Linked DNA regions of Homo sapiens: region 2 is linked to region 1. Evidence: read pairs that join two places in POLR2A ChIA-PET (ENCODE). Cell type or tissue: GM12878. All regions are shown on one strand. Each heading gives the region's core, and the rest is flanking DNA. Links, peaks and the distances in the headings are about the cores only. Region 1 overlaps STX8 (syntaxin 8). Region 2 overlaps STX8 (syntaxin 8).

The links. Peaks named below come from ENCODE experiments on the same cell type or tissue, not always from the same donor. Only the 100,000 strongest peaks of a DNase experiment are listed, where the experiment ranks them.
Region 2: POLR2A ChIA-PET joins it to region 1 with 5 read pairs; 2 of 35 experiments call an interaction of 5 or more read pairs at or near these places.

The regions. Positions count from the first base shown.
Region 1 is chr17:9,559,240-9,572,087 of GRCh38, reverse strand. STX8 (syntaxin 8) reads left to right here. Exons shown (of 8, transcript NM_004853.3): 2 at 3,618-3,717. Among named protein-coding and RNA genes, the nearest start is that of STX8, 10 kb to the left of the region's middle. In GM12878, for the core only: no CTCF peak of the experiment used is centred there; no DNase peak of the experiment used is centred there.
Region 2 is chr17:9,466,264-9,477,475 of GRCh38, reverse strand. The region is part of intron 6 of STX8 (syntaxin 8); the gene reads left to right. Among named protein-coding and RNA genes, the nearest start is that of STX8, 100 kb to the left of the region's middle. RefSeq lists an enhancer at 2,985-3,486. In GM12878, for the core only: no CTCF peak of the experiment used is centred there; a DNase peak (open chromatin) is centred at 7,135; H3K4me3 peaks cover 280 bases.

The sequences.
Region 1 (12,848 bases), core at 2,446-10,445:
TCTTCTTTGTGTTGAATTGCTTTTTAAAAACTTTATTTTGGAAGGTAAAAGATACACAAACTAGAATAGTATAATGGGCCCCTTTCATACTCACCACCCAATTTCTGTGATTATCAATATTCTGCCATTCTTGTTTCATCTCTACCCTCCACACCTTTTTTTTTTTTAATTTTGAGATGGAGTCTTGCTCCGTCGCCCAGGCTGGAGTGCAGTGGCATGATCTTGGCTCACTGCAACCTCTGCCTCCTGAGTTCAAGTGATTCTCCTATCTCAGCCTCCCGAGTAGCTGGGATTACAAGCACCCGCCACCATGCCCGGCTAATTTTTGTATTTTTAGTAGAGATGGGGTTTTGCCATGTTGGCCAGGCTGGTCTTGAACTCCTGACCTCAGGTGATCACCCGTCTTGGCCTCCCAAAGTGCTGGGATTACAGGTGTGAGCCACTACGCCTATGCCCGGCCCAGATTACTTTTTTTTTTTTTTTTTTTTGAGACAAAGTCTTGCTCTTGTCCCCCAGGCTGGAGTGCGATGGCACAATCTCGGCAAACTGCAACCTCTGCCTCCCGGGTTCCAGCGATTCTCCTGCCTCAGCCACCCCCCGACCCAATTACTTTTTCTAAACTAGTACTTCAGGCACCTGTGTGCTTGATAGTGTAATGAGGTTGTCTATTGCCCCAGGCCAAGGGTTCCCGCCCGGACTTTACCGCAGATTGGAATCACTTGGAGAGCTTTTAAAGCTCCCCACGCACGCCCAGGACAAACCCCATACCAGTTGAGTCAGAATGCTGAGGTTGGGACCAGGCATTGTTATTTTTTTAAAGATTCCCCAGTGATTCCAACTTGTTTCAGAACTATTGCTCTTTAGGGCTAAAATAACAACACAAGGACTGGAGTCAGGACACCTGGGAGTTTGTGCTAGCTGTGTGCATTTCTCATAACCTCTTTAGGGCCACTCTCTGTGTGTAAAAGTGTTCTCTATGGCTCTGAAATTCTCCTTTAAGTCTAACCTTGTTAGACTGGTGTTCAAGGCTCTGCAGAAACTAGCTTCTACTCATCTCTACCATTTTATACTTAACAGGCTTCCAGGGCCACCACGCAGCCAAATGTGCCGGGCACGTTTCCTTCCATTCATCTTTGCTCGCCCTGTCTTTCACTAAGTCTAGAATGTGCTCCTCCCTCCTGTCTGAATAAGAGACCTGCTTTAACTTCGTGGTCATCCAGATGTAACCTCATGGACCCTCTCCATCTGAGTGCCTTGGTCAGCAGTAATCTCTTCCACCTCTGAACTCCAGACGTACTTACCACTTAGATCCCACATTTGGCAGGAGGCAAAACTTACCATATGTGGATGATTTTTATATGTATGGTCTGGACCCCAGAGCCAGACCTAGGCTCCTCTTTTCATGATAATATGGAGGAAAAAAAAGTGAAATGTGGCAAAGTTTGGACCAGGACCCAATTTTCCTTATTAGCCTCCTGTTTTCTTAATTCTGTGTTTTCTTGTATCACTGCTATTTTTCCCTACACACACAAATACATGAATATATATATATGAATGATATACATGTGACATATACGAATATATAGTATATATGATATAAACGATAGGTATGTGATATATATGAATATATGTATCAGTGATATATATGATATATGTGAATGTGTGTGATATATATATGATATATACATGAATGGTGCTGCTTTACAGTATAGTGGTTAGTGGTTCAGGATCCTCTCTCAGGATCCTTATGAAGTTTACAGTGTAAAGCTCTTAGTATAGGACCTGGCTCAGGTCAGGTACTCAGCTGTTACTATTGCTATAATTATTCTAGTAAGATTCCTAAGGGAATTGATGGGCGCATTTTCCTTCATTTAAAAAAAAACACTTATCAAGTTCCCTCAGTGTTCAAATGATATGTGGGAATTGAAAGGTTTTAAAAAATATATTGTTTACTCAAGCAAAAATTAGGACATTAGGGGCAACAGGAGTTTCTGATATTTTGTGATGGACTGGTCCTGGAAGATAATGCTGGTCATGTTAGTCCACAGAGTCTCTGCTTTTTAGGAGCAGACTGTCTGATAGGAGAAATGAAATGTGTATGCATGCTTAAGTATTTTCGTTTTTTTGTTCGTTTGTTTTTTTGAGATGGAGTCTCACAGTGTCGCCGGGCTGGAGTGCAATGGTGTGATCTCAGCTCACTGCAACCTTCGCCTCCTGGGTTCAAGCGATTCTCCTGCCTCAGCCTCCCAAGTAGCTGGGATTACAGGCACCCGCCACCATGCCTGGCTAATTTTTTGTATTTTTAGTTGAGACGGGGTTTCACTATGTTGGCCAGGCTGGTCTCGAACTTCTGACCTCATGATCTGCCCGCCTCGGCCTCCCAAAGTGCTGGGATTACAAGCGTGAGCCACCGCATCCGGTCTGCTTAAGTATTTTCTATATGATAGAAAGTAAAAATGCTCTGAGAGAAGCAAAACATAAGGGGCTATTGGGAGTTCACCGTGAACCCTTCAAAGCCTCCAACGCTGCTGAATGACAACTAGAAGCTTATTAAATGTTTTGAGAGAATTCTGGCAAGCTCAGATGTCAGGTGGGTGTGTGGCCTTTGTCCCCGGAGCATTTGGTTTTAGGCTAGACAATACTTGCTGTTCCTGCACCCTAGAGCCGCCCCCAGGCATCTGCAAGCCCAGCTTCTTCACCTTGCCTCGGTGTCACCTGATCCTAAGTAGCAGCTCCTTATCACTCTCTGTCCCTTTATCCTGCTGCGTTTTTCTTCTTAGCACCTATCAACACCTGACATACTATGTATTTAATTGTTTTATGACTTTCTTTCCTTAAAATATGAGCTCCTTGAAAGAGGGACTGTGTTCATTCTGTTTACTGCCGTCTTCTCCAGTGCCCAGAACAGTGCCCAGTGCAGCGGAGACCCCCCACATGCTTTCTCATTGGCAGAACAGCACAGTTGTTAAGAGCCCCGGCTCTGGGGCCAGACGGCCTTGGTTTGCAGCAGGCAGAACCACTTGGGCAAGTCACTCTAACTCTTTGTGCCTCCTTTTCTCATGTGTGAGTTGGAGATGGTAATGGTACCCACTTCATAGCGTTCCTGTTTTGATTAAGTGAGTTATTACTAACGAAGCCTTCAAAATAGTGCCTGGCACATGGTAAATAACGCTCAGTCCATGTTGCTTTTACTGGTCATGTTATTATTCTTCCCCTCTGTTTGAATTCTTTGGCTAGAATGAAAATGTCAAACTTAGACAATGCAAAAATTTCTTTTAAAGAACCTTAAGGCCAGGTGCAGGGGCTCACGCCTGTAATCCCAGCACTTTGGGAGGCCGAGGGGGCGGATCACGAGGTCAGGAGATCGAGACCATCTTGGCTAACACGGTGAAACCTCATCTCTACTAAAAATACAAAAAATTAGCCAGGCATGATAGCGGGCGCCTGTAGTCCCAGCTACTGGGGAGGCTGAGGCAGGAGAATGGTGCGAACCCAGGAGGCAGAGCTTGCAGTGAGCTGAGATCGTGCCACTGCACTCCAGCCTGGGCGACAGAGCGAGACTCCGTCTCAAAAAAAAAGAACCTTAAACATTTTCTCTTTTTACGACTTTGGTGCAGGTTCTCCACATACGATTCTACTTGTCAAATTGCCCAAGAAATTGCTGAGAAAATTCAACAACGAAATCAATATGAAAGAAAAGGTGAAAAGGCACCAAAGGTAATACCATGAAGGAATTAGTACCCAATGATTTGTTTGAGTTTTGAGGCCTGAAAACCCTCCTATCTTTCTTTGAGGCTGTCTGTGCACATGTGTGTATGATGATCTATCTGCTTACATATGTTGAATTGACATAACACCCAACCAGTTAGTAGTGATGTAATCATTGAGACTAAATGAGGCATAACACATTTAAGTTCTCCTGTTTTACTTTAAATATTTCTAACAATTTTATAGTCTAGTTCAGGGGTTAGTAAACTTCCTACAGATAATAAATCTTTTAGTCTTTGCAGGCCAAGAGATAATGTCTTCAAGTCTTTGAGTTTCCATTCTCACCACAAGAATAGTTATAGTTTTTACATTTTACATTAAAAATGTAAAAACAGGCCAGGCATAGTGGCTCACACCTGTAATCCCAGCACTTTGGGAGGCTGAGGCGGGCAGATTGCTTGAGGTCAAGAATTCGAGACCAGCCTGGGCAACATGGGGAAACCCCATCTCTACTAAAAATATAAAACCTAGCCAGGCGTGGTGGCACACACCTGTAGTCCAGCTACTCAGGAGGCTGAGGCAGGAGAATTGCTTGAACCTGGGAGGTGGAGGCTGCAGTGAGCTAAGATCGTGCCACTGCACTCCCGCCTGGGCAACAGAGTGAGACCCTGTCTCAAAAAAGAAAAAAATGTAAAAACCATCTTTAGTTTTGGGCTGTATAAAAACAGTGGTGGGATTTGGCTAAGAAATAGATTTTTGTGAAATCACAAGTTTATACTTGTGACTATGATTGAAAATAGAAGCCTCTGATTCAAATCTAACACCACACCTTTCTTCCTTATTTTCCACATTCCAAATTTGTATTTTCTTTCTCTCACACTGAGAATCCTAGTTTCCAAAAGCATCAGTATGTTTTTACTCATTTGGTCTATTTTACAGTTTACAGAAAATGGTTTCAAAATTACTATAAGGTACCACGACAAACACTGAGTTCAAAATTTGAGTCTTTTTAAGTGTAGACTAATCTACTAAGAATGCTGAGGTTATTATGTTCCAAAGTTATTAGAATTATTTTTTAACTTTCAAGTTCAGGGGTACATATGTGGGTTTGTTGTATAGGTAAGCTTGTGTTATGGGGATTTGTTGTACACGTTATTTTGTCACCCAGGTATGAAGCCTAGCACTTACTATTTTTCCTAATCCTCTTCCTCCTTCCAGCTTCCTCCCTCTGCTAGGCCCCAGTGTGTGTCATGTCCCCCTATGTATCCATATGTTCTCACCAGTTAGCTCTCTCTTATATCAACAGAGTGAACAAACAACCTACAGAATGTGAGAACATGCGGTATTTGGTTTTCTGTTCCTGCATTAGTTTGCTAAGGATAATGGCCTTCAGCTCCATTCATGTTCCTGCAAAGGACATGATCTCGATCTTTTTTATGGCGGCATAATATTCCATAGTGTATATGTACCACATTTTCTCTGTCTGGTCTACCATTGGTGGGCATCAGGTTGATTCTATGTCTTTTGTTATTGTGAATAGTGCTGCAGTGAACATACACATGCATGTGTCTCTTTTTTTCTCTTTTTTTTTCGAGACGGAGTTTTGCTCTTGTTGCCCAGGCTGGAGTGCAGTGGTGCAATCTCGGCTCACTGCATCCTCTGCCTCCCAGGTTCAAGCCATTCTCCTGCCCCAGCCTCCAGAGTAGCTGGGATTACAAGTGCCTGCCACCATGCCTGGCTAATTTTTGTATTTTTAGTAGAGATGGGGTTTCGCCATGTTGGCCAGGCTTGTCTCGAACACCTGACCTCAGGTGATCCACCCACCTCGGCCTCCCGAAGTGCTGAGATTACAGGTGTGAGCCACCCCACCTGGCCACATGCATGTGTCTTTATGGAAGAATGATTTCTATTCCTTCGGGGATATACCCAATAACGGGATTGCTGAATCAAATAGTATTTCTGTTTTTAGTACGTTGAGGAATTGCCACACCGTCTTCCACAATGACTGAACTGATTTACACTCCCACTAACAGTGTATAAGTGTTCCTTTTGCTCTGCAACCTCCCGAGCATCTGTTATTTTTTGACTTTTTAGTAATAACCATGCTGAGTGGTGTGAGATGGTATCTCATTGTGGTTTCGATTTGCACCTCTCTAATGATCAGTGATGTTGAGCTTTTTTTCCTGTTTTTTTTGGCAGCATGCCTGTCTTCCTTTGAAAAGTGTCTATTCGTGTCCTTTGTCTGCTTTTTAATGGGGTGGATTTTTCTTGTAAATTTGCTTAAGTTCCTTATAGATACTGGCTATTAGATCTTTGTCAGATGGATAGCTTGCAAATATTTTCTCACAATGTGTAGGTTGTTTGTTCACTCTGTGGATAGTTTCCTTTTCTGTGCAGAAGCTCTTTAGTTGATTAGATCCTATTTGTCAATTTTTGCTTTTGTTGCAATTGCTTTTGATGTCTTTGTCCTGAAATCTTTGCCTGTTCTTATGTCCAGAATAGTATTGCCTAGGTTGTCTTCCAGGGTTTTTATAGATTTAGGTTTTACAGTTAAGTCTTTAATCCATCTGAAGTTAATTTTTGCATGTGGTGTAAGGAAGGAGTTCAATTTCTATCTTCTGCACGTGGTAGCCAGTTATCCCAGCACCACTTATTGAATAGGGAATCCTTCCCCCATTGCTTGTTTTTGTCAGCTTTGTCAAAGCTCGGATAGTTGTACGTGTGGCCTTATTTCTGGGTACTCTATTTTTTTTTTTTTTTTTTTTTTGAGACGGTGTTTCTTCTCACCTAGGCTGGAGTGCAGTGACATGATCTCAGCTCACTGCAACCTCTCCCTTCTGGCTTCAAGTGATTCTTGCATCTCAGCTACCCGAGTAGCTGGGATTACAGGTGTGTGCCACCATGCCCAGCTAATTTTTGTATTTTTATTAGAGAGAGGGTTTCGCCATGTTGGCCAGGCTGGTCTCGAAATCCTGACCTCAAGTGATCTGCCCGCCTCGGCCTCCCAAAGTGCTGGGATTATAGGCGTGAGCCACTGTGCCTGGTCAACTGAGTTCTCTATTCTGTTCCATTGGTCTATGTCTGTTTTGGTTACTGTAGCCCTGTAGTATAGTTTGAAGTTGGGTAGCATGATGTTTCCAGCTATGTTATTTTTATTTTATTATTTCTTTTTGAGACAGAGTCTTGCTCTGTCGCCCATGCTGGAGTGCAGTGGCACGATCCTGGCTCACTGCAACCTCTGCCTCTCGGGTTCAAGTGATTCCCGTGCCTCAGCCTCCCAGGTAGCTGGGATTACAGGCATGAGCCACCACTTCCAGCTAATTTTTGTAGTTTTAGTAGAGATGGGCTCTTGTCATGTTGGCCAGGTTGATCTCGAACTCCTGACCTCAGATGATCCTCCCGCCTTGGCTTCCCAAAGTCCTGGGATTACAGGCATGAGCCACTGCGCCCGGCCCAGCTTTGTTCTTTTTGCTTAGGATTGCCTTGGCTATTTGGGCTCTTTTTTGGTTCCATATGAATTTTAAAATACTTTTTTCTAGTTCTGTGAAGAATGTCAATGGTAGTTTAATAGGAATGGCATTGAATCTATAAATTGCTTTGGGCAGTATGGCCATTTTAACGATATTGCTTCTTGCTGTCCATGAGCATGGAATGTTTTTCCATTTGTTTGTGTCATCTCTGATTTCTTTGAGCAGTGTTTTGTAGTTCTTCTTGTAGAGATCTTTACCTCATGGTTAGCTGTCTTCCTAGGTATTTTATTTTCTGTTGGCAATTGTAAATAGGAGTGCATTCCTGATTTGGCCCTTGGCTTGACTGTTGGTGTACAGGAATGTTAGTGATGTTTTGCACTTTGATTTTGTATCCTGAGACTTTGCTGAAGTTGTTTATAAGCTTAATGAGCTTTTGGACTGGGAGTATGAGATTTCCTAGATATAGGATCATGTTGTCTGCAAACAGGAATAGTTTGATTTCCTCTCTTCCTATTTGGATGCCTTTTCTTTTCCTTCCTTCCTTCCTCTCTCTCTTTCTTTTCTTTCTTTTCCTTCCTTTCTCTCTTTCTCTCCCTTCCCTTTCCTTTTTCCTTTCCTTTCTCACCTCTTTTCTCCTCTCCTCTCCTCTTTTTCTCCTGCCTAACTGCCCTGGTCAGGACTTCCAATACTATGTTGAATAGGAGTGGTAGCAGAGGGCATCCTTGTCTTGTGCCAGTTTTCAAGTGGAATGCTGCCAGATTTTGCCCATTCAGTATGATGTTGGCTGTGGGTTTGTCATAGATGGCTCTTATTATTTTGAGGTATGTTCCTTGAATACCTAGTTTATTGAGTGTTTTTAACGTGAAGTGGTGTTGAATTTTATCAAAAGCCTTTCCTGCTTCTATTGAGATAATCATGTAAGTTTTGTCTTATTTCAGTTTGTGTGATGAAACACATTTTTTGTTTTGCATATGTTGAACCAACCTTGCATCCCAGGGATAAAGCCTACTTGATCGTGGTGGATAAGCTTTTTGATGTGCTGCTGGATTCGGTTTGCCAGTATTTTTTTGAGGACTTTTGCAATAATTGATTCTTTTTTTTTCTGTCTTATGTTATCCTTTGTTTCTGTTTTTATTCATTTTCAGGAGTTGCTTTTTCCAACTTTTTAATTTAATTTTAAATAAGTAAAACATTTACATTGTTCAGAAGTCAAAATTATATAAAAGTGACACTCAAAGTCTTGTTCCCATTCCTCTCTTTTCTACCTTTTCTTAACCTACTTCTTCTAAATAACCATTTTCATTAATTTCTGGTTTATTCTTCCTGTGTTACTTTATGCAGAAATAAGCCTCTATGCGTGTGTATGTGTGTGTCTCTGTGTGTCTGTGTGTTATGTTTTTCCTTTTATATAAAAGATACTCTTTCGGGCCAGGCGCGGTGACTCACGCCTGTAATCCCAGCACTTTGGGAGGCCTAGGCGGGTGGATCACCTGAGGTCAGGAGTTTGGGACAAGCCTGGCCAACATGGTGAAACCCCGTCTCTACTAAAAATACAAAACATTAGCCGGGTGTGGTGGCGAGCACCTGTAATCCCAGCTACTCGGGAGGCTGAGGCAGGAGAATCACTTGAACTCAGGAGGCGGAGGTTACAGCGAGCCGAGATCGTGCCACTGCACTCCATCCTGGGTGACAAGAATGAAACTCTGTCTCAATAAATAAATAAATAAATAAATAAATAAATAAATAAATAAATAAATGGATGAATGAATGAATGACAGATACTCTTTTGTATCTTGGTCTTTTCACTTAATAATATAGAAACCTCTACATTTCATTTCATATTCCTTGTTCTTCTTTAGCGCTGTATGGGTACTCTATTGCGTAGATGTAACATTCTTTATTTAACCTGTCTCCTAAGGAAAGGCAGTTAAATTGCTTCCAGTCTTGAGTTGTGAATAACACCGCAGTAAATAACCTTGTCCTTTAAAAAAATTATGTGCATAGGTGTCTTTTAAAGGTGAGTTCTCAGAACCAGGGCATATGTAATTTTTTTTTTAACCTGATGTGAAATCCCCCCTCAAAGGGGTTGTCACTCTTGCCACCCCACCAGCAATGTGTGAGCACTTCTGTTTCTTCACAGCCTGGCCAACAGAGGGTGTGTGAATCTTCTGAATTTTTGTTAACCTCATAAGTGAGAAATGGTGTTTCAGTGTCGTTTTAAATTTGTATTTCTCATATAATGAGTCAAGTGGAGTGTGTTTTCATATGCTTAAGGGCCATATATATATATATATATTTTTTTTTTTTTCTGTGAACTGTCTTGTCTTTTGCCCATTTTTCTACTGGATTATTAGCCTTTTTAGTCTTGATCTTTTAAGAGCTCCTCACGTATTATGGAGATTAGCTCCTCGTGATAAATTGTAGTTATTTCCTTTCCTTTATCATTTGACATTTGACTTGCTTGTGGTAGTTTTGTCGTGTGAAAGTTTTTTTTTTTTTTTCCTGAGACGGAGTCTCGCTCTGTCGCCCAGGCTGGAGTGCGGTGGCGCGATCTCGGCTCACTTCAAGCTCCGCCTCCCGGGTTCACGCCATTCTCCTGCCTCAGCCTCCCAAGTAGCTGGGGCTACAGGCGCCCGCCACCATGCCCGGCTAATTTTTTTTTGTATTTTTAGTAGAGACGGGGTTTCACCGTATTAGCCAGGATGATCTCGATCTCCTGACCTTGTGATCCGCCTGCCTCAGCCTCCCAAAGTGCTGGGATTACAGGCGTGAGCCACTGCGCCCGGCCGAAAGTTTTTTTTTTTTTAAATGAAGTTGGCTGTCAATCTAATTGCTTCCATATATTTAGTCATATCTAAGTTTTTGCTGTTTGCAGGTTATAAAAAATTTATTCCTGCTTTCTTCTATTAAATATATGGTTTCATCTTTTACACGAAGGGCTGCTATCTATTTAACTAGTGTCATCTTCTTGGACAGTTAGATTCTTTCTAATTACAAATGATTTTTCAGTATAGCCAAATTATTGCCCATGTTGAAATAAATTCTTCAATGTAGACTTTCTGGATTTGGGTTGTATAACATTTTAAGCCTTTTGAACACATATATTGCAGAATGACATTTCTACACCAATTTTGATTATCTTTTAAAAAAATCTCTACTAGGTAAAAATACTATGTTACAGTAGTTTAATATGCATTTTTTATTAAGTCTTGAATATCTATTCTTTTTTTTTTTTTTTTTTTTTTGGCCAGATGGAGTTTTGCTTTTGTTGCCTAGGCTGGAGTGCAATGGCACAATCTCGGCTCACTGCAACCTCCGAGCCTCCCAGGTTCAAGCGATTCTCCTGCCACAGCGTCCCAAGTAGCTGGGATTACAGGCACCCGCCACCACGCCTGGCTAATTATTGTATTTTTAGTAGAGATGAGGTTTCACCATGTTGGCTAGGCTGGTCTCAAACTCTTGGTCTCAAGAGATCCTCCTGCCTTGGCCTCCCAAAGTGCTGGGATTACAAGCGTGACCCACCGTGCTCAGCCTTGTTTCTTAATTTCAAAGTTTTCTTTTTATATATGTTAACTATATTAAGCTTTGATCTGGTATATTTAGTATAAATGCTTTCTCTATTAACTTGATTTTGTAAGTGACATTGTAAAACATGTACCGGTTTTTAAATTTTATTTGAAATTATCAGCATGTTTGTTGGTGATCTTTTCTAACGGGGGAGGGGATATCATGCTTAAAAAGGCCTTTTACATGCAGAGGTTTTATAAATACTTAATTATGTAAATTTTCCTTAAGCTTTTTTTCTGTTATTTTGTTTTGTGTGTGTAAATCTTTGAAATACTTGGTGTTTACTTTGGTGTGTCATAGCTATCTAATTTTATTTTTTCCCCATTTGTTAAATTATGAATTTCTTTCCCTCATATGAAATAGTTCATATTTAATTCACTGGATTTTTATACAGCTACATTGTTTCTGGGCCATTTGTTATGTTGCACTACTGAAGCTGTTGGTGATTGCCAGCATCAGCTATTGTAGTTTTTTGTAATCACTTTATATCTGATTAAGGCCCCTATGAACATTATACATATTCATGGTTTTTATTTTCCTTCATTTATCCTTCTGTCAGAGTAATTTTCTAAAACTTCATTTAAAAAAAAAAAAACCAAACTGTGCTGTGCCTTAATTATCACCTCTTCTGCAATAAAAGAATTCCAAATGGAATTTCAAGTAGACATGTATGTTTATAGATTTAAATTGGGGAAAACTTACATTTTCACAATATTGAGCGTTTCCTTTTGTTTCTTCAGCAGTATTTATTGCACAGTTAACTATGTGCCAGGCACTGTGCTAGATATTTTTTAGATTTTGTTGGTATTGTTAATGAAGTTTTAAAATAACAATTTAAAAAACTCTCCCTAGGTATTACTTAAATTTAGGAATGCCCTTGATTTTTTTTCACTTTATGACTAATGACCATATTGAATTCTTCTACCGTTTTTTTTTTTTTTTTTTGAGATGGAGTCTTGCTCTGTCGCCCAGGCTGGAATACAGTGGCATCATCTTTGCTCACTGCAACCTCCGCTTCCTGGGTTCAAGCCATTCTCCTGCCTCAGCCTCCCCAGTAACTGAGATTACAGGTGCGCACCACCATGCCCAGCTAATTTTTGTATTTTTAGTAGTGACAGGGTTTCACCATGTTGGCCAGGCTGGTTTTGAACTCCTGACCTCGTGATTCTCCCACCTCTGCCTCCCAAAGTGCTGTGATTACAGGTGTGAGCCACCACACCTGGCCTCTACTGTTTTTAATAGTCTTTCAGCCCGGCCTCTACTGTTTTTAATAATCTTTCAGTCTGGGCGCGGTGGCTCATGCCTGTAATCCCAGCATTTTGGGAGGCTGAGGTGGGTGGATCACCTGAGGTCAGGAGTTCGAGACCAGCCTGACCAATATGGTGAAACTCTGTCTCTACTAAAAATACAAAAATTAGCTGGGCATGGTGGTGGGTGCCTGTAGTCCCAGCTACTCAGGAGGCTGAGGCAGGAGACTCGCTTAAAACGGGAGGCGGAGGTTGTAGTGAGCTGAGATCACTCCATTGCACTCCAGCCTGGGCAACAGAGCAAGACTCTGTCTCAAAAAAAAAAAAAAAAAAAATATATATATATATATATATATATATAAAATAATAATAATCTTTCAGTTGATTCTCTTAACTCTTCCAAGTAGACTATTATCAATCTGCAAATAATAATAATCTCATCTTTCCTTGTAGTCCTTGTATTTTTCTTTAATTTTTCTTATTGTATTGGTTAGAACTTCTAGAGCAAAGTTAAATAATATTGTAGTTAAGGCAGTAGTGTTCTATTCTTAGTTTTTCTTTCTTTTTTGTGTTTCTTTTGTTTATAATTTCCCCTGTACTGTACTAATCATATGTTTATTCTGTTTTTAATTATTAACACCATGAGCTTTATTACTAGATTTTTCTAACATCAAACTGTTCTTAAATTACTAGAATAATTTCTACTTGTTGATAGTATATGGTCCTTTTTAATGTAATTCTGAATTTGCTTTGCTAATATTTTTTGAAAAGATTTTTACATTTATAATTCCTAAGTAAGATTGACATGTGGTTATCTCTGTCAGTGCTTGTTACCCAGGTTATGGTAGCTTAAAAT
Region 2 (11,212 bases), core at 2,379-10,378, 95 kb after region 1:
GGTTGTAAACTTTTTAATCCTTTGAATGGCACTAGTTAGAACTTTAAAAAATGGTGAGTGTTTTTGCTCCTTTTGTTATTTCTGTTTCTTCTCTAGGTAAGTTTTGGTTTATTCATCTTAGTCTTTCTCTTTTATGCTGCTATGGGCTGAATTATATGTCACCCCCCAAATTCAAATGTTGAAGTACTAACCCCCTACTACTTCAGATTGTGACTTTATTTAGAGATAGGGTCTTCAGAGATAATTAGGTTTAAATGGGGCCACTGTGGTGGGCCCTAATCCAATATGCCTGGTATCCTTTTAAGCAGAGGAACCTGAAGCTGGGCACGGTGCCTTGTGCCTGTAATCCTAGCACTTTGAGAAGTCGAGGTAGGTGGATTACTTAGGCCCAGGAGTTTGAGACCAGCCTGGGAAATACAGGGAGACCCCATCTCTACAAGAAATAATAATAATAATAAAAAAATTAGCCTAATGTGGTGGTGTACACCTGTAGTACCAGCTACTCAGGAGGCTGAGGTCGGAAGATCACTTGAGCCCGGGAGGTCAAGACTGCAGTAAGCCATGATTGCACCACTGTGCTCCAGCCTGGGCAACAGAGTGAGACCCTGTCTCACAAAAAAAAGAAAAAGAGGCACGTGGGACACAGACACATGCAGAGGGCAGGCCACGTGAGGACACGGAGAAGACAAGCCAAGGAAAGAGGCCTCAGAAGAAATGACCTCTGGCTGGGTGCGGTGGCTCACACCTGTAATCCCAGCACTTTGGGAGGCCGAGGCAGGCGGGTCACCTGAGGTCAGGAGTTCAAGACCAGCCTAGCCAGCATGGTGAAACCCCATCTCTACTAAAAATATAAAAATTAGCTGGGTGTGGTGGCATGTGCCTCTAATCCCAGCTACTTGGGAGGCTGAGCCAGGAGAATAGCTTGAACCCGGGAGGTGGAGGTTGCAGTGAGCCGAGATTGTGCCACTGCAATCCAGCCTGAGTGACAGAACGAGACTCTATCTCAAAAAAAAAAGAAAAAAAAAAGAAAAGAAGAAACAACTTCCGCTCACATCTATACCTTGGACTTCTAGCCTCAAGAATTGTGAGAAAGTTAATGTTATTTAAGCTCCCTAGTCTGTAGTACTTTGTTATGGCAACCTTTACAAACTAATACACATGCTATGGGCTTTTCCTCACGTCTGCTAATTCTTCATTGATTCTTCATATTTATGAATGAAGGACCATATTGATTTGTATAGGTAGCTGCAATAGGCTTTCTTTGTATTTGGGTAGGTTTCGTTTTGTTTTGTTTTCTGAGACGGAGTCTCGCTCTGTCGCCCATGCTGGAGTGCAGTGGCACGATCTCGCCTCACTGCAACCTCCGCCCCCCGGCTTCAAACGATTCTTCTGTCTCAGCCTCCTGAGTAGTTGGGATTACAAGCATGTGCCACCATACCCAGCTGATTTTTGTATTTTTAGTAGAGATGGGGTTTCACCATGTTGGTCAGGCTGGTCTCGAACTCCTGACCTCGTGATCCGCCGACCTTGACCTCCCGAAGTGCTGGGATGACAGGCGTGAGCCACCACGGGCGGCCCTTTAGGCAAGTTTATTTACCCGAAAGGCTTCTTTCTTGAGTGGGAAGACAGGCTGTGATGTGTACTCTGTGTAAATGGGCAAGATATGCCAGTCGGCAGGTTTCTTTCTAGGATATATGGTTAGGTAAAAGAGGGCACAAGCCGATTCAGGACCATTTGCTATAACAAAACTAATAACATAAGGAGAACTCCAATCTTGGGGTGACATCTTTTATATGTTTTATTTCTTTTTACCCCTGTGTCTATCCTAGAGGCTCTTCTTTGACTCATTCTCTAGCCTGGACACCAACACCATGCGCACTCCCAGGCAAACTTTCCTCTCCAGAGAAGGCTGTTCCGGGGGTTCCAGCTGGGGGCAAGTACTGCAGACTGCAGTCTACACAGGGCAGGGCTGTGGGCAGACTGGCTCAGCTGTTCTGTAGACAGCTCTCCACTCAGATGCCCTGATTCCTGCCTTATAACCACTTCTTTGTAGGCCATTCTGTGGCTGCCAATAGCCATTGACTCTAAGCTTGGAGCCTCTCCAGGGTTCTGTCAAAAAGAAAGAGCTTCTTATCTGCAGCCTGATGTATTTCCAGCTGTATTTCACCCATTCCCCACCCCCAGTTTTGGTTTATTGGTCAATACAGTCCCAACTCTATTCTTGAAGAGAATCTCCAAAATGATGTCTTCATTGATAACGCTTCTTCGTGTCTTCAGTGCCACCATGGATTTATTCTTTCAAAAATAGCTTGACTGCCATTTCATTGTGCTCTTTGGAATGAAGGAGGCAACCATGTGTGCTTTCTCTACTGTTTGGAGCTCAAAGTCTCTCTCTTTTGCATTTTTTTACCAGGTCATAGTATCTATAGAAATCATTTTGCTGAAACAGCTGGTGTTCTGGAGGCTTCAGTAAAACAAGTTTTTTTTGTTTGTTTTTGTTTTTTGCTACAGAGTCTTGCTCTGTCGCCCAGGCTGGAGTGCAGTGGCATGATATCAGCTCACTGCAACCTCTGCCTCCTGGATTCAAGCGATTCTCCTGCCTCAGCCTCCCGAGTAGCTGGGATTACTGGCATGCACCACCACGCCCAGCTAATTTTTTGTATTTTTAGTAGAGACAGGGTTTCACCCTGTTAGCCAGGATGGTCTCGATCTCCTGACCTCATGATCTGCCCGCTTCAGCCTCCCAAAGTGCTGGGATTACAGGCGTGAGCCACTGTGCCTGGCTGGGAACCCTTCGCTTTATAGCCAGTTGGACTAAAGTACTTGGGGATACCCCAGGACTAATGGCTGGTATCTGAAGTTAGAACAGTCTTGTGGGATCAAGCCCTTAAACCTGTGGAGTCTGATGCTAACTCTGGGTAATGTCAGAATTGAATTGTTGGCTACCCAGTTAGTGGCACCTGTAGTCCCAGCTACTTGGGAGGCTGAGGCAGGAGAATCACTTGAACCCGGGAGGCGGAGGTTGCAGTGAGCCAAGATTGCGCCATTGCACTCCAGTCTGGGTGACAGAGTGAGACTCCATCTCAAAAAGAAAGAAAAAAACTGAGGGGTTCCCATGACCCCCCTTCAGGATTTGATAACTTACTAGAATGACTCACTGAACTCAGGAAAGCACTATACTTACTATTACAGTTTTATTAAAAGGATCCAACTCGGGGACAGTCAAATGGAAAAGGCACAGTATATAGGGCAAGGTATAGAGGTTGGGGTGGTGGTACAGAGCTCCCATGCCCTCTCCATGTATCACCCTCTCCATGTATCACCCTCTCCTTGTCCCCCAACTCCTGCCCCAGCACACTGATGTGTTCACCAATCCAGCAGCTCCCTGAACCTTGTTCAAGGGTTTTTATGGAGACTTCTTTACATAGGCACGATCGATGACATCATCAGCCACTTGACTGACCTTGATCTCCAGCCTCCCTCCCCTCCCTGGGGGTTGGGAGTTGGCCTGAAAGTTCCAGCCCTCTAGCCATTGGTATGGCTAGCCCTTTCTTTGAAATTGTCTAAGAGCCTACCGTGAGTTATTATCTGATGTGTTCATAGATGAATTTCCCCAAAGAAATTAGCAGGAGTCCAAAAAGACTCATCATGAATAACAAAAGACACGTCTAGCACTCAGGAAATTCCAAAGGTTTTTGAAGCTCTGTGCCAGGAACCTGGGGTAAAGACCAAACATATGTATACTTGGCCCTCTGTATCTGTGGGTTCCGCATCCATGAATCCAACCAACTGAGAATCAAATTTTTTTTTTAAAAATGGATGGTTGAATCTGCACTGAACATGTGCAGACTTTTTTCTTGTCACGATTCTCTAAACCATATAGCGTAACATCTATTACATAGCATTTCCATTGTATTAGGGATTATGAGTAATCTAGAGATGACTTAAAGTTATACGGGAGGATGTGTGTAGGTTATATGTAAATGCTACACCATTTTATATATGGGACTTGAGCATCCATGGATTTTGTATATGGAAGGGGTGGTCCTGGAACCAATCCCGCAAGATACCAAGGGATGACTATATTTTTATTATATTACAGCAAGGAAACCAGAGTCTTTGAATCTGCTAACTGTGCAGAAAAGATCCTGAGACATGGCTGGGCACGGTGGCTCATGCCTGTAATCCCAGCACTTTGGGAGGCCAAGACGGGCAGATCACTGGAGGTCAGGAGTTCGAGACCAGCCTGGCCAACATGGTGAAACCCCGTCTCTACTAAAAAAATACAAAAATTAGCCAGGTGTGGTGGTGGGCACCTGTAGTCCCAGCTACTCAGGATGCTGAGGCAGAGGTTGCAGTGAGCTGAGATTGTGCCACCGCACTCCAGCCTGGGTGACAAGAGCAAAACTCCATCTCAAAAAAAAAAAAAGAAAAAAAGATCCTGAGACACATGCATGGTGTTTGTCCTATGACTTTGCTGCTAGCTTTAGCTCTGGTGATGGGTTTGGCCAGCTTTGAGTCACAAGGACCTTTTGCTGCTTCTGCCCTAGTTCCTCCCTGACTTTTTTCTTCTAGGCCCATATACTGGTCTTGACCCTGGCCACGCAGCCAGGCTGAGAAGCCATCTAACTAGAAAGGGATGAGGGTTTTCCAAGGAAAAGCTGTGGAAACACTTGTCAAGGAAAAGGCCATCTCTCCTCAGGCCCTGGGACAGCTGGCCTGGGTGACTCACCCGGCTTCCTTTCCCCTGAACTTCATTCACCGCTGTTCCTATTTGACCTCCAAGAGGGAGGCTACCACAGGCCCATCCAGCTGTAGCAGCTGAATTGGAGAAGGGACTTCAAAAAAGCAAGCCAAAAAGAGAGGCCAAAGAGAACCTCAAAGGAACAGCCAAAGTAATCACAGATGCAAAGAGCAGGTTGCTCTGGAAGCTCTACCTCTTGCCACTTTGGCCCTAGTCATACTGTTTCTCCTCCTCAGTGCCTCTGCAGGAAGGGGAATCTTGGTCTCTCCTTGGAGGCTACGGTGGGGGTCCCCAAGACAACCTCCAGGTTTAGTGGTTTGCTAGGAGGACTCAAAGGATTCAGCTTATACTCACCTACCCACTAAAATGTACTTAAAACCCCCAAGTGAATACTAGCAGTACTCTCGCATTTACTCATGGACGTGGATAAAGTGGCAAAAGGTTTGACTCACCCCACAAGCACATTCCCAGCCGAGGTTGAACAAGGTGATGCCCTGCCTTTTGTTTCGGCCTCAGAGAGGGATGACCAGTGGACACTCTGGCTCTGGGGCCAGACAGACAGGCTTAAATCCCACCTCTGGCTCCTCTTAGTGGAGCAGCCTCAGGCAAGTTATGTAACACTTCAGAACTTTGTTTTTTCTTTTGAAAAAAAAAAAAAAAAGGAATCTACCAGGATGAGTTGTTTTTAGGATTTAATATTATGATCTGTGTGGGGTATGTACAGATAGAGGTACATGTCTCCCTCAGGAACATCAGTTGAGTATTTGCTAATTCAGTGTTCATGGTGACTTTATGGAACATAATTACTGTGAATAGCGGGAATGGACTGTAGTTATCCTCATGATTATGATTTATCATAGCAAAAGGATACAAAGCAAAATCAGCAAAGGGAAAAGGCTCCTGGTTGAAGTGCTGGGGAAACCAGGTGCAAGATTCCAAGCATCCTCTCCCAGTGGAATCCCACAGGGTGCACAGAATTACCCCAACGATGAGTTGTGACAGCACGTGCGACATATTACCAACCAGGAAGGCTCATTAGAGACTCAGTGCCCGGGGTTTTTTGAGGGTCTTGGTCACATAGGCACCCTGTCTGGCATGTACCCACATCCCAGACTCCCAGAAGGAAACCAGGTGTTAATGAAACAGAGCATTGATACAGCTTAGGCACAGATTGCCACTCTTACCAGTTAATGGCGGGTCCTTCCCAAAATCCAAGCTCCAGGATGCCAGCCAGGGAAGGGCCAACCTTGGCAGCAGTGCCTTGTTAAGAAAAGCAGTTAGGGCCGGGCGCGGTGGCTCATGCCTGTAATCCCAGCACTTTGGGAGGCCGAGGTAGGTGGATCATGAGGTCAGGAGTTCGAGACCAGCCTGGCCAAGATAGTGAAACCCTGTCTCTAATAAAAAATATAAAAATTAGCTGGGTGTGATGGCGGGCGCCTGTAATCCCAGCTACTCGGGAAGCTGAGGCAGGAGAATTGCTTGAACCCGGGAGGCGGAGGTTGCAGTGAGCCAAGATCATGCCACTGCATTCCAGCCTAGGCGACAGAGTGAGACTGTCTCAAAAAAAAAAAAAAAAAAAAGCAGGGTGCGGTGGCTCACGCCCCGGGAGGCGGAGGTTGCAGTGAGCCAAGATCACGCCACTGCATTCCAGCCTAGGTGACAGAGTAAGACTCTGTCAAAAAAAAAAAAAAAAAAAAAAAGCAGGATGCAGTGGCTCACGCCTGTAATCCCAGCACTTTGGGAGGCCGAGGCAGGTGGATCACGAGGTCAGGAGATTGAGACCATCCTGGCTAACACAGTGAAACCCCATCTCTACTAAAAAAAAAAAATACAAAAAATTAGCCAGGCATGGTGGCGGGCACCTGTAGTCCCAGCTACTCAGGAGGCTGAGGCAGGAGAATGGTGTGAACCTGGGAGGCGGAGCTTGCAGTGAGCCGAGATTGTGCCACTGCACTCCAGCCTGGGAGACAGAGTGAGACTCTGTCTCAAAAAAAGAAAAAAGAAAAAAGCAGTTAGGCCTGCTGTGTTAGCTTTTTCTGCATAGAGGCCTACACCAAATATGACTTATTTATCATGTTACTTTTCCTGTTTGGAGAATCAATGAAAGAATGAGAATGCTTAATTCCTGAGAAAAGTAGATGCATGCTCTTTAGAAGGAAAAAGATACAGAAAGAAGGTGAAAGCCGCTTAAGACAAATTGTAGCTCTTCACAGTTTCATTCATTATTGAAGATCTTTAGCTGAGCTTGGCTTATCCTCAGAGTTCTCTGAGAATGTGCTTCTCAAAGTGGAAATTGTTTAGCATATGGGGTGGTGAAAAGGACTGAAGAACTTTGGTAATAAAAACCAAAGCAGCAGGAAGGAAGTGGTCTGATTAGAACCAAGTGCTTGAGCAGGGAAAGACAGCGTAAGAAAGAGACTGAAGCTGCTGAGTAGTTGTTTCAAGTAATTTCAAATCCTTAAAGGAGCTTGAACTGGAAGGTAATGTGGTCTCAACGGTTTATTCTGGGAAGAGACACGACATTCTCTTTCCATCTAGACAGTCCTGCCAGGAGGGTGAAATCTTTGAGAAAGCATTTTGAATGCAGTGATAAGGACTCTTTATTATTTTTGTTGTTGTTTTTATTTTAACCATTTCAAACAGTAGTTGGGGAACTGAATTGACATCAAAGGTAGAACAGTTCTGTCAACCAATTTGGTTAGTTTGAAATCCACAAGCACAATTAAAAAAAATTTATTATGTCCTGAGGAATTAACAGCTAGTGGTTTAGAGTATGTTTCAGTGATAAGCGTTTTGTATCTATGAACAGGTGAATTTAGGAGACCCTCCAAGGTGTTTCTGTACTCCCTTGGGTCATTTGAACAGGATAATTTGAGGTCCTGTGTCCAAGAGTGACCCTCCTCTCTGCTTCTGGATTCACTCCTAGCTCGTGTAGGATTCATGTTGCTAAACTCATTCCAAACTTGGCCATCTCTAGGGGTGACGATAAGGTGAAGACTCATTTTACCATTTTCTTTTGTCAGCCAATCAAAGAGCCCAAGAGTAGCCATTTTTTGTTTTGCTTTGTTTTATAAACAGGATTTTCTCTGGTACTTTTTTCTTGCCAGAAATGGACAGAGAGCTTTAGGAAGAAGAACTGGTTGTGTTTATGGGAGATATATTTAGGATGGGCTCACGGAGAGTTTGTCCTTGAAGCAACGACTTGGGATGTACATTAATAAGGTGATCCTATTTCTTCTTAATCTTTTATCACTTATGAACATGTAACTGACTAATACCACTGTAATCAGGCCTCAGTTTTCTATGGAAAGGAAGAGAAAGAGACATGGAACATCTTTAGGGGTAGATGTGTGTGTGTGTGTGTGTGTATGAGAGAGAGAGATGAAACAGACTGATGAGAGACAGACATGAACTTAGACTTAGATTTGAATGGGAATATATCTAATGAGCTGGCTTTAAAGTGGGTCAGGACAGCACTCACCTTGCTCAAAGGAGATTGGAGGCTGACCACGTAGCTCAGTGTGCCTCCCTGAGAGTTCTTCTGTGCTCCTTTATCTGATTGGAACCACGCAAATGACCACCTTGGCTGAGCTGCCCAGCCTTCTCCTAGGTTGAGCTTTAACCATCTGTTGGAGGAGGAAAATTCCCAAGATAACAATGAAAGCAATTTTTCTAACCATCTGGCTTAACCTGTACCACTTCCCTTGAAAATTGAATTTCTTTTTCTTCTCCATAGAGGCATTGAGGCACGGGTTGGATTCTCTGGGGAGCAGCCTCGGAGGGGCTTTTGTATGCGGGATGCGTATGAGGAGCACTGATGGGATCAACATTTGTGGGAGGGAGCTGGGCAGCAGGATTAGCAGAGGGAGCGGCTGGCTTTGACGACAGCCCCCTGGGAAGCCCGGGTGCCGAAATGGCCTTCAGGATTGTCCCACGTTGAATTCACATTGCTGGGCTTATATGCCCCAGCCTTGATCAGTCATTGGATGGGGAACACCCTGGGAAGGCCGGGTCCTTGGGCAGGGCAGCTCTATGCCCTTGAGAGGCTGGCAGTTGAAGACCGTCTGCCAAGAGCACTCCCAGCAGCTGAGGCAGAAAGGCCTTGCTTGAAAGAGGAACTGTGTGGTGCGTCTCTGTGCCTGCCACACGTGGGATATTGATCTGCCAGTTTTAAGCATTTGAAAATTGTTAGGTATGGAGTATTAAATCACCTGGGTCGGATGGGGACTGAGTTAACTAGAATACAAGTCTCTGGATGTTATCACCCCATTCCTAACATTTTCGTAAGATGTTTATTAATCCTTGAGATAAAACCACTATATTGCTGGGTGCAGTGGCTCACACCTGTAATCCCAGCACTTTGGGAGGTCGAGGCGGCTGGATCACTTGAGGTCAGGAGTTTGAGACCAGCCTGGCCAACATGGTGAAACCCCGTGTTTACTAAAAATACAAAAATTAGCCGGGTGCGGTGGTGCACGCCTGTAATCCCAGCTACTTGGGAGGCTGAGGCAGGAGAATTGCTTGAACCCGTGAGGCAGAGGTTGCAGTGAGCCGAGATGGTGCCACTGCACTCCAGCCTGGGTGACAAGAGCAAAACTCCATCTCAAAAAAAACCAAAAACAAAATAAAACAAACCTCGCTATATTGTTTCTACGCTATTTCTAACCATAGCTGTGTTACATTTAAAATGTGTAATATTGTGTCTTTTCTCCTATGCCTTTTAGAGTTACATGTGTATTATTATGGCAGCTGTATATTTTAGGACCTTCTGTATTAAAAACTGTTACTCAGTTACAGCTTGTTTGAAAACAACTGGAATCTGTCCTATAGCTCCCACTACTTCAAGATCCATTTCAAACTAACATTTGTAAAAATAGTGGGAGATGGTAGTTGCTGTGCTGGATAAAAGGCCCTGGACGTGCCTGGAACAACTGGGAGGGTCAGAGCAGGCAACCTTGGTCCCCTGCCACCTGGAGTTGCTCCTTGCTTCTCTTCCATGCCCCGAGCCACTCCGGAGAGTGGATTAAGCAGCACAACGCCCTCTTCAGGGGAAAGGGTTTCCCCTGCACTTTGGTGAAGCAAGAGTGCATGGAAGCCATGGTTTGGTCACCTTCATGGTGTTCTTTTCTTCCCTGTTTCCTCTTCCTTTTCCAAAGCGAGCCTTTCTCCAGGATGCTCTTCTCTCAATTAACCAAGCATGCTTCCCACTCCTTAAGGGGAAGAGAGAGGTCTTCCTAGCTTGTTTTCTGCAGTCATTGTTGTCAGGGAGGGGAGTGGATGGATATTCATTCTGTTCCTTAACCCAGGGGAGACTGGATCCTCTGCAACACTGTTGCAGTCCTGAAGCTGGGTACTGCTTTCACCCTCCAGACCCTACAGCATAGCCTTAGTGATTAAGACAGAGAGCTCTGGAAGCCTCTAGGATTTGGCAAATTACTTAACTTCTGTACGCCTCAGTTATCACATTTATAAAGTAGGAAAAATAAGAACCCACCTCACAGAGTTTGTTGTGAGGATCAAATGAGTTAAAAGCATGTAAAAGGCCGGGCACGGTGGCTCACACCTATAATCCCAGCACTTTGGGAAGCTGAGGCGGGTGGATCACCTGAGATCAGGAGTTCGAGACCAGCCTGGCCAACATGGTGTAACCCCATCTCTACTAAAAATACAAAAATTAGCCGGGCGTGGTGACAGGCACCTGTAATCCCAGCTACTCAGGAGGCTAAGGCAGGAGAATCACTTGAACCTGGGAGGTAGAGGTTGCAGTGAGCCAAGATCGCGCCACTGCCCTCCAGCCTGGGGGACAAGAGCCAGACTTCATCTCAAAAGAAAAAAAGGCTGTAAAGGACTTAGCACACCACCTAGTGTATAGTAAACGCTCAGTAAGTGTGCATTGTTATTGTCATAAGAATGCCTCATGCTTCGGAGGTGGTTGGTGAAGGTTGGTTGAATTGAGATTCCCCAGGTTCTCATGGAGCTGCCTGGCCACACCACTGTCCTGGTAACCCTGCCAGGCCAAGTTTGATGAGAAGAGGGCATATTGGACACAGGCCTATGTCACTTTTGATATTGGAAATGAATTTGGGGATTTAATATCACTATACCTGTTAAGATGAAACTGGCTAGAAATCTGTAGCACTCTTCCTGAGTTTTTGCAGTTTGTATGGATTCTGAAGAGCTAGCAAATGTCTCTCCAGTGCTTATTTCCATGCCTGTGTTAAAATGTGTAAATGTTGGGCCTTCTCAAGAGCCAAAAATGCCTTTCATCTTGGAAGTAGTACTTATCTCCCAGGGCGATTAATGAATTTAGTCCACTCTTTGGAAACAGTCCACCATGTTTTCCAAGGCATCCCACACAGCCAATACCTATTAGGTTTTAATGTTTCTTCCATCTAATTTACAAGCTTTTTACCTTTCCTATGAATATCAGGGCATGAGAAAGAAGGAAAGAATACTAAAATAGCTGGG